Regions from separate parts of the Homo sapiens genome. Here region 1 is linked to region 2. A link is a contact called in ENCODE Hi-C data. All regions are on one chromosome and are shown on one strand. Each heading gives the region's core, a stretch centred on a gene start or an enhancer-like site at or near the end of the contact. The rest is flanking DNA. Distances are from core to core; before and after follow the strand shown.

The links. A loop is a pair of places that touch in the nucleus more often than their neighbours do. Pooled maps may share reads with other maps.
Region 1: a map of IMR-90 shows a loop between it and region 2 (3-fold over the local background). The contact joins two enhancer-like sites. A Hi-C loop is called at or near these places in 2 of 168 maps with a recorded cell type or tissue (IMR-90 and prostate gland), 9 of 37 single-sample maps with no recorded cell type and 10 of 50 pooled maps.

The regions. Positions count from the first base shown.
Region 1 is chr15:35,068,343-35,073,896 of GRCh38, forward strand. No RefSeq gene overlaps it. Among named protein-coding and RNA genes, the nearest start is that of NANOGP8, 14 kb to the right of the region's middle. Within about 2 kb of position 2,874, at least 2 of the 41 ENCODE cell types and tissues checked have a DNase peak (open chromatin) inside an H3K27ac peak, as active enhancers do.
Region 2 is chr15:35,751,197-35,756,916 of GRCh38, forward strand. All of the region lies in intron 2 of DPH6-DT (DPH6 divergent transcript), which reads left to right. Among named protein-coding and RNA genes, the nearest start is that of MIR4510, 170 kb to the right of the region's middle. Within about 2 kb of position 2,394, at least 2 of the 41 ENCODE cell types and tissues checked have a DNase peak (open chromatin) inside an H3K27ac peak, as active enhancers do.

The DNA of each region.
Region 1 (5,554 bases), core at 1,624-4,123, 680 kb before region 2:
CTGCAACCTCTGCCTCCCGGGTTCAAGTGATTCTCCTGCCTCAGCCTCCCTAGTAGCTGGGACTACAGGCGTGTGCCACCGTGCCCAGCTAATTTTTGTATTTTTAGTAGAGACGGGGTTTCACAATGTTGGCCAGGATGGTCTCAATCTCCTGACCTCATCATCCGCCCACCTCGGCCTCCCAAAGTGCTGGGATTATAGGCGTGAGCCACAGTGCCCAGCTGGATGGTTGTTTAACCTCTTAGTTCTTAGTTATTCCATCTGTATGACGGGATAATTACAATGCTTATTTTCAAGGGCTGGCAAAGAAAGAATACAAATATCTAATTGCTTAAAGAGTATTCCATTTGCTGTGATTCCCTCCCGATTTTGCACATCACCCATTTCCCCTGTTTCTCAAAAATCGCCTTTTGATCATCGTGGGAATTCCAACCAACCACCCCTACCAGAGAGAGGAAAATGAAAGGAGAAAAAAGAGAGGAGAAAAAAGGGAAAATCATGGAGCAAATGGGTAGAAGTGTCAGATGTAGAGAAAACGTTAAGACAGCCAGCTGAATTGAAAGAAGAAGGAATATTAAAATAAATGTACAAATGTTGTTCTGTGGAAGGTTGAGGAGAAGAGAGGAGAGAAATAGCTAAAAATGGCACTGCCTGTCCTGGCAGACATGTCCTGGCTCAGAAGGATCTGCTGTGAATCCAGGAACTAGCAGAGGAGCGTGGAACCCAACTCAGCAACTCTGCGGGAGCAGAGGAAATGATGAGAAGAGCTGGCTTGGGCAGGAAGGAGGAAGGATGACAGGAATTGTCTCTGTAGAAATCCAAGTGGCAGTTGGGATGTATTTGCGTTTTAAGAAATTATTTTTTTTTTAAAAAAAAGGACAACAAGCTTTTTATACACTCTTTTGCTTAGCAACAAGAGCCACCAAAGGCATGTGTTCAGTCAAAATGTCAGTTGCTCAGCTCATTAAAATATTAAGTGAAACACTGACGACAATTACACAGCATTGAGCCTTTTTGTCTGCCAAAGCGTGCCTTCCAATGCACAACAAAGTGGGTCAAAAGTTTGTTTTGTTATTTTATCATTTCTTTTTATCTTAGATTTTTGATGGAGTTTCTTTTCAGTAGGTGAAATGGTTGCCAAGTTTGGCAGGGATAATTTGAGGACGGGGCACTTCAATAACTCAGACATCTATTTCTGGATGGCCAAGGAAAAGAAAGACTCCCCTGAATTTCTTTCTGTCATAGAAATTCACTCACTCAACAAATATTTTCTAAGCTTCTGCTGTGTGCTAGACCTTGTGCTAGATGTTGGGAATAAAGTTGTGAGCAAGACAAATACATACCATGTTCTCATGATGAGATTCTTGGGTCCTACTCAAATTTGTTTACCTAGACAACAACTCATGTTCAAAATCTCTCTTCCAATCACGTAAAATGAACACCTCCTAAGATTTCCCTTGCCAGGCTCTGCTATGAGAAATGAACATTGATTACCAGGGGATGTGGATAGATTATGAGGTGTCCATAGCAAAGAACAGCTATGAAAGTAATCTCCCTATGGGCCCTTGTACCTGGAATATATAAAAGCATACACTTTGAAATATAAAGCCTTAACCCACAGGACTAAATTCCTGCTCGGGGGATTTCAAGCATACACACACACATTTATTTACGTGGCTCTCCCAGTGGCATACCTGTATTTTGATGGTTATAATGTAAGTAGAGCGAGCATTTATTGAATGTTTACCAAGTACCAAGAATTGTGCTAAGCACTTTTTTTTTTTTTTTTTTTTTGAGACAGAGTCCTGCCTGTTGCCCAAGCTGGAGTGCAGTAGTGTGATCTCAGCTCACTGCAGCCTCTGCCTCCCAGGTTCAAGCAATTCTCTGGCCTCAGCCTCCTGTGTAGCTGGGACTACAGGCATGCACCACCACGCCTGGCTAATTTTGTATTTTTAGTAGAGATGGGGTTTCACCATGTTGGCCAGGATGGTCTCCACCTCCTGACTTCGTGATCCACCTGCCTTGGCCTCCCAAAGTATTGGGATTACAGGCATGAGCCACTGCGCCTGGCTGTGCTAAGCATTTTAAATGAAGAAACTCGTGGCCGGGCTTGGTGGCTCACACCTGTAATCCTAGCACTTTGGGAGGCTGAGGCGGGTGGATTGCCTGAGCTCAGGAGTTCATGACCAGCCTGGGCAACACGGTGAAACCCCGTCTCTACTAAAATAAAAAAACTTAGCTGGGTGTGGTGGTGGGTGCCTGTAATCTCAGTTATCCTGGAGGGTGAGACAGGAGAATCGCTTGAACCTGGGAGGCGGAGGTTGCAGTGAGCCCAGATCACGCCACTGCACTCCAGCCTGGGCGACAGAGTGAGACTCCATCTCAATAAACAAACAAACAAACAAACAAACTCATTTAATCTTTAAATCGTATAAGGTTTGAAGACCTGTAATAGATCTGAGATTTTGCTCTATTTCCAAGCTTCTGGATGCTGGCAGAAGACAGTAGACTTCTGGGTCAGAGGCAAAGGACATTATTACTCATGGCTCAGCCAGCAGCATGAGCATGAGTACATTTGTACAGCTCCCCTGGCCTGAAGTTTCAAGGGGTGCCAGCAAATGGTGGATTGTGCTCTAGGAGAAGAACTCTAAGCTTAAAAAACCTGAATCTTTTATAATGGGCAGTAAGCAGACTGCCCTTTGCTCTGGAGGGAGACATTATTTCTATATTTCTTTTTTTTTTTTTTTTTGAGACGGAGTGTCGCTCTGTTGCCCAGGCTGGAGTGCAGGGGTGCGATCTCGGCTTACTCCAAGCTCCGCCCCCTGGGTTCAAGCGAGTCTCAGGCCTCAGCCTCCCGGGTAGCTGGGATTACAGGCGCACGGCACCATGCCTGGCTAATTTACAGGGTTTCGCCTTGTTGGCCAGACTGGTCTCAAACTCCTGACCTCAGGTCATCCGCCGGCCTCGGCCTCCCAAAGTGCGGGGATTACAGGCGTGAGCCACTTCACCTACCTACAGCTTTCATTTTCAAAACTTCCTTCAATTATGCAATCTGCAGTTACTCAACTTTTTGGTAAACCATACAAGAAGTGCAAAAATGATATATTCATTTCCCTGAGGAAAATTTTGACAATAATTACACATTTGTTTAACCAAGTCAAAGACACTGAGTTGAAAAACTGCCGATTTTGTTATTTTTTACTAGAACTATAACATAGGCTTAGTATATACCGTCACAATTCTACTTTAAATAAGTAGAATTTACATGTTAGCATGCTGAGCAGTTTTTAGACCACTTTGGGCTCACAAAGAGTGACATGGATTTTTTTTTCTCTTTTTATTACAATTTTTTTTTTTTGAGACATAGTCTTGCTCTGTCGTCTAGGCTGGAGTGCAGTGGCGCGATCTCGGCTCATTGCAAGCTCCACCTCCTGGGTTCACGCCATTCTCCTGCCTCAGCCTCCCGAGTAGCTGGGATACAGGCGCCCGCCACCACGACCAGCTAATTTTTTGTACGTTTTTTTTTAGTAGAGACGGAGTTTCACGGTGTTAGCCAGGATGGTCCTGATCACCTGACCTCGTGATCCGCCCGCCTCGGCCTCCCAAAGTGCTGGGATTACAGGCGTGTGAGCCACCGCGCCCGGCCTTTATTACAATTTTTATTGAGATAATTTTGATATGCAGTTGTAAGAAACAATACAAAAAGGTCCCTTGTACACTTTGCCCAGTATCCTCCAATGCTACCATTTTGCTAAACTATGGTATATTGCAACTAAGATATTGACATCAATACAATCCACTGACATTATTTGTATTTCAACAATTTTACTTTTATTCGTTTGTGTTTGTATTAAGCTCTACACAATTTTATCACCCATGTAGATTCGTGTATCAACCAATACGATCAAGATATTGAACAGTTCTTGCCCTTTTATAACCACACCTACTTTCCTCCGGATCCCCCATCCCAATACGACCCGTGGCAACCACTAATCTGCTGTGTATCTCTGTAAGTTTGTCATTTTATGTAAATGGAATCTATAGCCTGTAATCTTTTGGAATGGGCTTTCTTTTTCACCCAGCAAAATTCCCTGGACATACATCCAACTTGTGTGTATCAATTGTTTCCTCCTTTTGATTACAGAGTAGTATTTCATGGTATGTATGCGCCACAGTTTATTTAACCATTCACCTGTTGAAGGACATTGATGCTGATTACTTTTTTTGCTGTTACAAATACAGCCACTAGGAGCATTCATGTTTTTGTGTGACTGTGTTTTCTTTTCTCTGGCATAAATGTCCAGGAGTGCAATTGCTGGGTTAGATTTTAGTTGCATATTTTCATTAGTGTTTACATGTACTGTAAGTGTGGGAGTATGTGTGAGAAATATCATAAAATTTTATCCCATGTGTAGATTAAAAACTTTTTAAAAATATAATATCAACTTTTATTTTAGATTTAAGGGGTATGTGTGCAGGTTTGTTACATGAGTTTATTACATGACACTGAGGTTTGAGGTATGAAAGACCCCATCACCCAGGATCTTTAACTTCTACTCTTATTACTTCCACTGCCTATTGGGTACTGAGCATAGTACCCAATAGGTAGTGTTTCAGCCCCTGTCCTCCTTCCTCTCTCCTGCTTCTAGTAGTCCCCAGTGTCTGTTTTTCTCTCTCTTCTTTTTTTTGACACGGAGTTTCGCTCTTGTTGCCCAGGCTGGAGTTCAATGGCATGATCTTAGCTCACTGCAATCTCTGCCTCCTGGGTTCAAGCATTCTCCTAGCTCAGCCTCCCAAGTAGCTGGGATTACAGGCATGTGCCACCACACCAGACTAATTTTTGTACTTTTAGTAGAGACGGGGGTTTCCCCATGTTGGCAAGGCTGGTCTCGAACTCCTGACCTCACGTGACCTGTCTGCCCTGGCCTCCCAAAGTGCTGGGATTACAGGCATGAGCCACTGCACCCAGCCCTGTTGTTCTCATCTTTATGTCCCTGTGTATCCAATGTTTAGTTCCTGCTTGTAAGTGAGAACATGATGCAGTATTTGGTTTCCTGTTCCTTTGCTAATTTGCTTAGCATAATGGCCTGTAGCTACATCCATGTTGCTGTAAAGGACATGGTTTTGTTCTTTTTATGGCTGCATAGTATTCCATGGTGTATATGTACCACATTTTCTTTATCCAATCCATTGTTGATGGGTACCTAGTTGATTCCATGTCTTTTCTGTTCTGAATAGTGCTATGATTAATGTATGAGTGCATGTGTCTTCTTCATAGAATGATTTTTTTTTCTTTGAGCATATAATCTCATTGCTGGGTTGAGTAGTGGTTCTGTTTTAAGTTCTTTGAGAAATAAAACTGCTTTCCACAGTGGCTGAACTCTTTTACATTCCCACCAATAGCATGTAAGTGCTTCTTTTTCTCTCCAGCCTCGCCAGCATCTGTTATTTTCTGGCTTTTACAAGCCATTCTGTCATGGGTCAGATGATATATCTTTTTTTTTTTTTGAGAGGAACCCTCACTCGGTTGCCCAAGTTGGAGTGCAGTGGCACG
Region 2 (5,720 bases), core at 1,144-3,643:
TAAAACTCTGTTTAGGAGAATGTAGGCTCAAGAATCATTTCGACACTATTACATATTTCTTTTCTTCCCCCAGTAATTATTCATTCAGCTATTATAACTAACCACAGTAATTTTCTTAGAACAAAGGAGAGCATGGCAACAATAGCTTTAAAAATGACGAAGTTTAAATGCCCAAGGTCAGAGTGTAACGTTTTGATTTCCATAAGTATTTCAAATGCTACAGGCTTTATGTAATAATTTTAATGTGAAAAATATGCAGGCCACGCTTCACTGCTCTTTGCATATACTGCAAAGAGGGAAAAAAAACCTTAAAAATTGCTTAGCTTTAATTGAGCAAAGGGATTCACATGTGATCTGAACTTGTGGTTCATAATTCCTCTAGACAGCTTCGGTTGCCGTGTGATGATCCTAATTAAATTATGTAACGGCACTGAACTAGCTAAGCTAAAGGGCCTGTTCTTTCACATCACCTGGTGACTTAACTCTTTACAGGACTCTGGGTTTGGGGCTTTGGTCTTCTACCACAATCTTGTGTGTTTTTTCATTGTTAAGGGAAGGAAAACACAGTATTGATGGAATCCGCTTTAGAAGTTTCGGCCTGTAGGTGGCAGCATTGTAAGGTTTTGGAAGTCGTGAGCTCCCAGGTCTCTGCTTGCCTTTCCCCCAAGCCTCATCCACCCGTGCCACATCAGGGGAGCTAACATCACTATACGCTCATGTCAGGTAAAACTAAAATGGAGAGAAATGTCGTAGTCAAAAAATTAGGCTTTGTTCACTCCCGTTTGTGTTTCATTATATTTCTGATGACACGGTACATTTCTAATTCTGACCTGAGATTCAGCTAAAGGATTTTTCTCAGTAGTCAGGCGTCAACCCATGGCAAACCATACTTTTTCAAGATAGGCGTTTTACCAAGTAAAGAAAGGAAATTATTCTGGGGGAATAATTATTTAACTTAGCCATGCCTATTTTAATCACTTGGGAACAAGTTAGACGGCTTCGTGGGGCCATATAGAAATCACCTAACGAGGTCACCTCACAGTAATCTCAGTGTCCCTATAAAGGTTGGCTTCCCTCTCTTCCTCCCTCCTTTTCTCCCTCCCTCGCTCCCTCTTTTTCTTCCTTTCTGCTTTCCTTTCTCCCTCTCCTTCTCCCTCCCTCCCTTCCTCCCTTCCTTCCTTCTTTCCTTCCTTCCCTCCCTCCCTCCCTCCCTCTTTTCCTTTCCTTTTCTCCATGTGCGGTCACCTTTCACTCAAGACCTGAGATTACCTTTCTGATTTGGCAAGGGTGGAAAAGAAACGAAGGTTTACCAAGTAGAAAAGAAATAAAAACTTCACCAAATTTGATACATTTAATTTACAATTCATGATTCATGTAGCTTTTAATGATGTATTGTTTTATGCAATATGAATTTCTCAGATTATATCACTATAATACATAATAAATGCATATATGTGGATGCTAGCATGGATTTTATTGACTGTGATGTTTTCCTTAGACCCACAGAGATCTTGCAGTCTTACCTCGCACACTTCTCTCTGAAAGTTGTGCTTCAAAAACTTCCCTAGGTGATAATGGCAACAGTGTAGTGTAAGGACACTGGTTTCAGGCCTTGTATGAAGTCTTTGGTTAACTGAATCCTTGGGGAAAATCATTTCTGAGGTCAAGATTGACAAAATTGTTTAAGTATTATTGAAAATATAAAACAAAATTGTTTCCTCAATAAATATAATTAGCTGCATATACTGCAGTTTCAAGAGCAAGCACTGATGTTAGGACCAGCTCTTTAAATAAAATAGGACCTCTGTGGTCTCTGGAGGGAACATGCATAAAGCAAAGTAAATGATTTTCTGTCAACACTAAGTAGACAGGTGCTTACATTGAACAGCATTCTAATATGTCTCTGAATATTTATGTCTTCTTTTTCAAATGCATTGCCCATGAATGTCACAGCTGTCAAAAATCTGTACACAAGAAGATAAAAAATGAAATTAATAAAAGGCAGATCAACATTTCGTTTGTTTGGAACACTTTTCCCCCTTGCTGCTTTCTTTTTTCTTTCTTCTTTTTCTTCTTCTTCTTCTTTTTTTTTTTTTTAATTTTTAACTCAGCTGTGTTTTAGGATTTTGGTACATCTGCATGTTCTAAAAGGCCAACGGAAATGTAAGTTGACTAGTTGTATTTGGGCTGGCACCAGGGCCTGTCTCAGTATTTAAACACCAAAATAATCAATGGAATTAATGGCCAAGAGGAACAGGGTCTGAGGATTTTTCTAGCCATTTCCGCTGTCCATGCGCTTGGCTTGCTTGGGTGCCACAAACGAGATTCTGACAGGTTGTCACTGCCCTGACCTGAAACTCAAGTTTGTGAGGTGAGAGGCTCTTAAATCTTTTGGCTTCTGTAGCCCAGAGTTTTAGCTGTGCAGAGTTAGTGCCAAAACAAGCCATCATGTGCCCTCAGAGTTATAAAGGAATTTGGTTTTCAGAGCAGAGATGACTAAATAGAATTGGTGGTAGATCAAAGCAATGAATAAAAAGGTCTATTTAGTCATCAGATCCCTGCCTCTCTGCTTCTCATGGTACTGAGAGAGCCAGTGTGTATAAAGAGCATGTGTTAAGATGAACTCAGCAGTCACTTGACAAGCATTTATTCATTAAGAAGCCGCACATTTTGAGGTACCTGGTTGTTCTTATTAGTAAGTAACCCCCAGCAAAAATATCCCCCCAGATGTTTTCATATTTACTTTGCAATGTCCGAATGAATCATTTGGCAACAAAGGAAAATACAGTTTAAAGATTGAATCAGGAATTTAAGCTCAGGAACTCTTTGTACTTTGTTTTGCCCTTGATGAGAATTTTTCTAAATTAAAAACTCTCCAAATTGTCAAATCGGTGTTGCAAAAACCTCAGTTTAGTAAGATTTAGCATTTGGTTTCCAAATTTTGGTCATGTAATTGGTGTTTTATTGATAACCGCAGATATGAACCAGATGTAATCAATATTGGTTTAGCTCAGATTTGATTTGGAGAACATACTGGTTGCTTTGATTTTTTGTTGTAATTATAGAAGTTAAAGAAAAACCCCACATAGATTCAGTTCTGATTTGAAGAGGGTCACTGGACATTTTTTTTTTCTTTTAAGAAAATTTTAGTTCGTTGGCAGTCTGATTAAACAAATATTTGAGTATATTTATATTGGGAGTTGTACAAAAGTAGTTTGTAATATGGCTCAGTTCAAGTTCCTTTGATTTGTACTGTGCGATTGATATGGATCACTTCAACAAAATATCAACCTCTTTCAAATCAGTAATTTAACCTCTTGTCGGTAAAATTAGGGGTGATCAAATTGGCAGGGACCGTGAGGATTTTTTAGAGGTAGATGCTGATGCTCTTGTGGCTGGAACCTAGAATTTCTCTCCATCTCTGCCCATTGGAATCCTACTCCTTCTTCAAGATCCAACACAAACGCTACACTTCCCATCAAGCCCTCTCTGATTCTCCCTAGACAAAAGTATTTTTTTCTCTTCTTTTTTTACATGACACTTTGTAAGTACTTTAATGAAAGTGATTATCATATTCTGCTTCAAGTTATAAATAGTGGTTGATGTGTTTACTTCTTTCAATATATCATAAACCGAGAGCAGAGGCTTTGTCTGTTTTAAAATTTGTATTACTGCAGTTCTAGTACTCTTGTTTGCAGATTACTTATAAGTGTTGTGGCTTTCAATACTGGTTGAATCTTTGTTGCTGTTGCTTATTTTTTGTTTTGTTTGTCAGTTTGTTTTGGTTGGAATGGCTCATTTGGCAGGAAAAACATTGCAGCTATAAAATATAATCCAAATGCTTATTATTGAAAACCTTCTAGGGCATTTCATAACGTATACATAGAGTATCTAAAAAATATGCAACCATTACTAGCAGTTCACTGAAGTTCACATTTCAAATAGGTTGCATCTGTTTCTAATCAGGTAACTGAATGATTAGCAGGAGAAAACATATGATTAGAAAGCATACAACCCTTGCTGATACGTATTATTTTAAAGCTCTCCAAACTAAGGTCAATAAAGGAATAGTACATGCAGCAAGAAAAGCTAGATTAGAGGAAGAGTTTCACCAGTAAACCCTTTTGTGAGCTGTTGTAGAAACAGAACTAATTTAACTGATGGGTTGAGGCATTTTGGGCTGACATGCTAACTAAGGAATGTAAAAATAGATGAGAAGAATGGTGACTAGGAAAATTATGAGAGTTGTAGTTGAAGAAAATAAAAAAATGTTTGCTGAGTAGAAAGTCAATGAGCAGATGATTTCATCCGTTTTTATAGGGCTATACTTTTAACTCAAAGAAAGCTAAGTAAGACTAATGGAGAAAAGCCCTACGTTTGATAAAATAAAATAAACAGACACTATTACAAATAAGAAATGTTGGAATGCTCTTTGTTTACTGTCATTACTAATGGGAAAGATAAAATGACTTTCTTGAGGTAGTATATCATTTTAAGATCATACTTATCTCTTAGCTTAATTCATCAACTGAGCTACTTCATTTTTGAACAGTTTTTACACCATTGAGCTTGAAGTTCACAGAAGGAAAGAACAAAAAGCTCTGTTCTCTACTATGATTTGAACCAGACACAATTTACTTCAAAACTGCATGCTGTTCTTCAGTTAATTACTCTCCCTCTGAATTCTATCAGATGTCCCTTTTTCTGCAATTTGGACAGTCTGCAACAGAAGAAAGACATGGGGAAACTTGCTCTTGGTTTTATGTTGGTGACATGCTTTATGAATTGACTTGATATACTTTTCCAGGATTTATTACAGAAACTGGCTACACTTTTCTGTAGACCATCCCTACTCAGTATAGTCAAGGCTCACTGGCTTAACAGAACGTTATGTCTGACAACACCAGTGTGCCTACAAAGCTGTTCTAAAAAGAATGAAAATTTGGTTTGATGTAAAAGTCTACTGTTCATACAATGCCTTGTAACACTGTATTTCATTAATACTATTATTATTTTTAAACTGCAATGTGAGACCCAAGTGTGAGACAAAGAATTTCAAGTTCAAAGTAACTTGAAGCCACAGGGCCCTCAGCTTGGGAAATTCTTGGAAATATTGGAGGTCATGGACCTTCCAAAAAACACAGAGAAGGGAACTTGAGCTAATTTTAGCTAAATGTAAAGGACAGAATGACCTTACTTGACACAGGATTTACTTTTTGCCATTATTTTTTTATCTTCTGGTTATTTATAAACCAACAGCTTACCTAACTACATGCTGTGGTTAACACAATTTAAGCAATTATAGCTCATAGTGATAGTTTTCCTGAAGGTTATACTTCTGATCAAATTCAAAGTCTTGATTGCCAAAGTTTACATAAATTGTTAATACAAAATTTAAGTATGTGTCTATGTTCCATATGAAATACTGCTATGACATTTGTAGAATCCTAGCATCTAATTTTTAAAAACCTTAAGAACAGAAACTTATTGATTCTTACAATTTTCATCCCAAATTATTTCTGTTGCAACTTCTGCCAATTTAAGCTCCATGTTCATGTGCAAATAGAAGAGCCGGTTGTCTCTGTTGCATAATAATTTTCACAGGCCTGAAGACCTTGTTATATTATGCCTCAGCCTTCCTTGCTCCAGCCCAAATTATTACACGTTCTTGGATCTTTTCCCAGGGATCTTATTTTCTATAACTGGTCACAAAGTCTCTG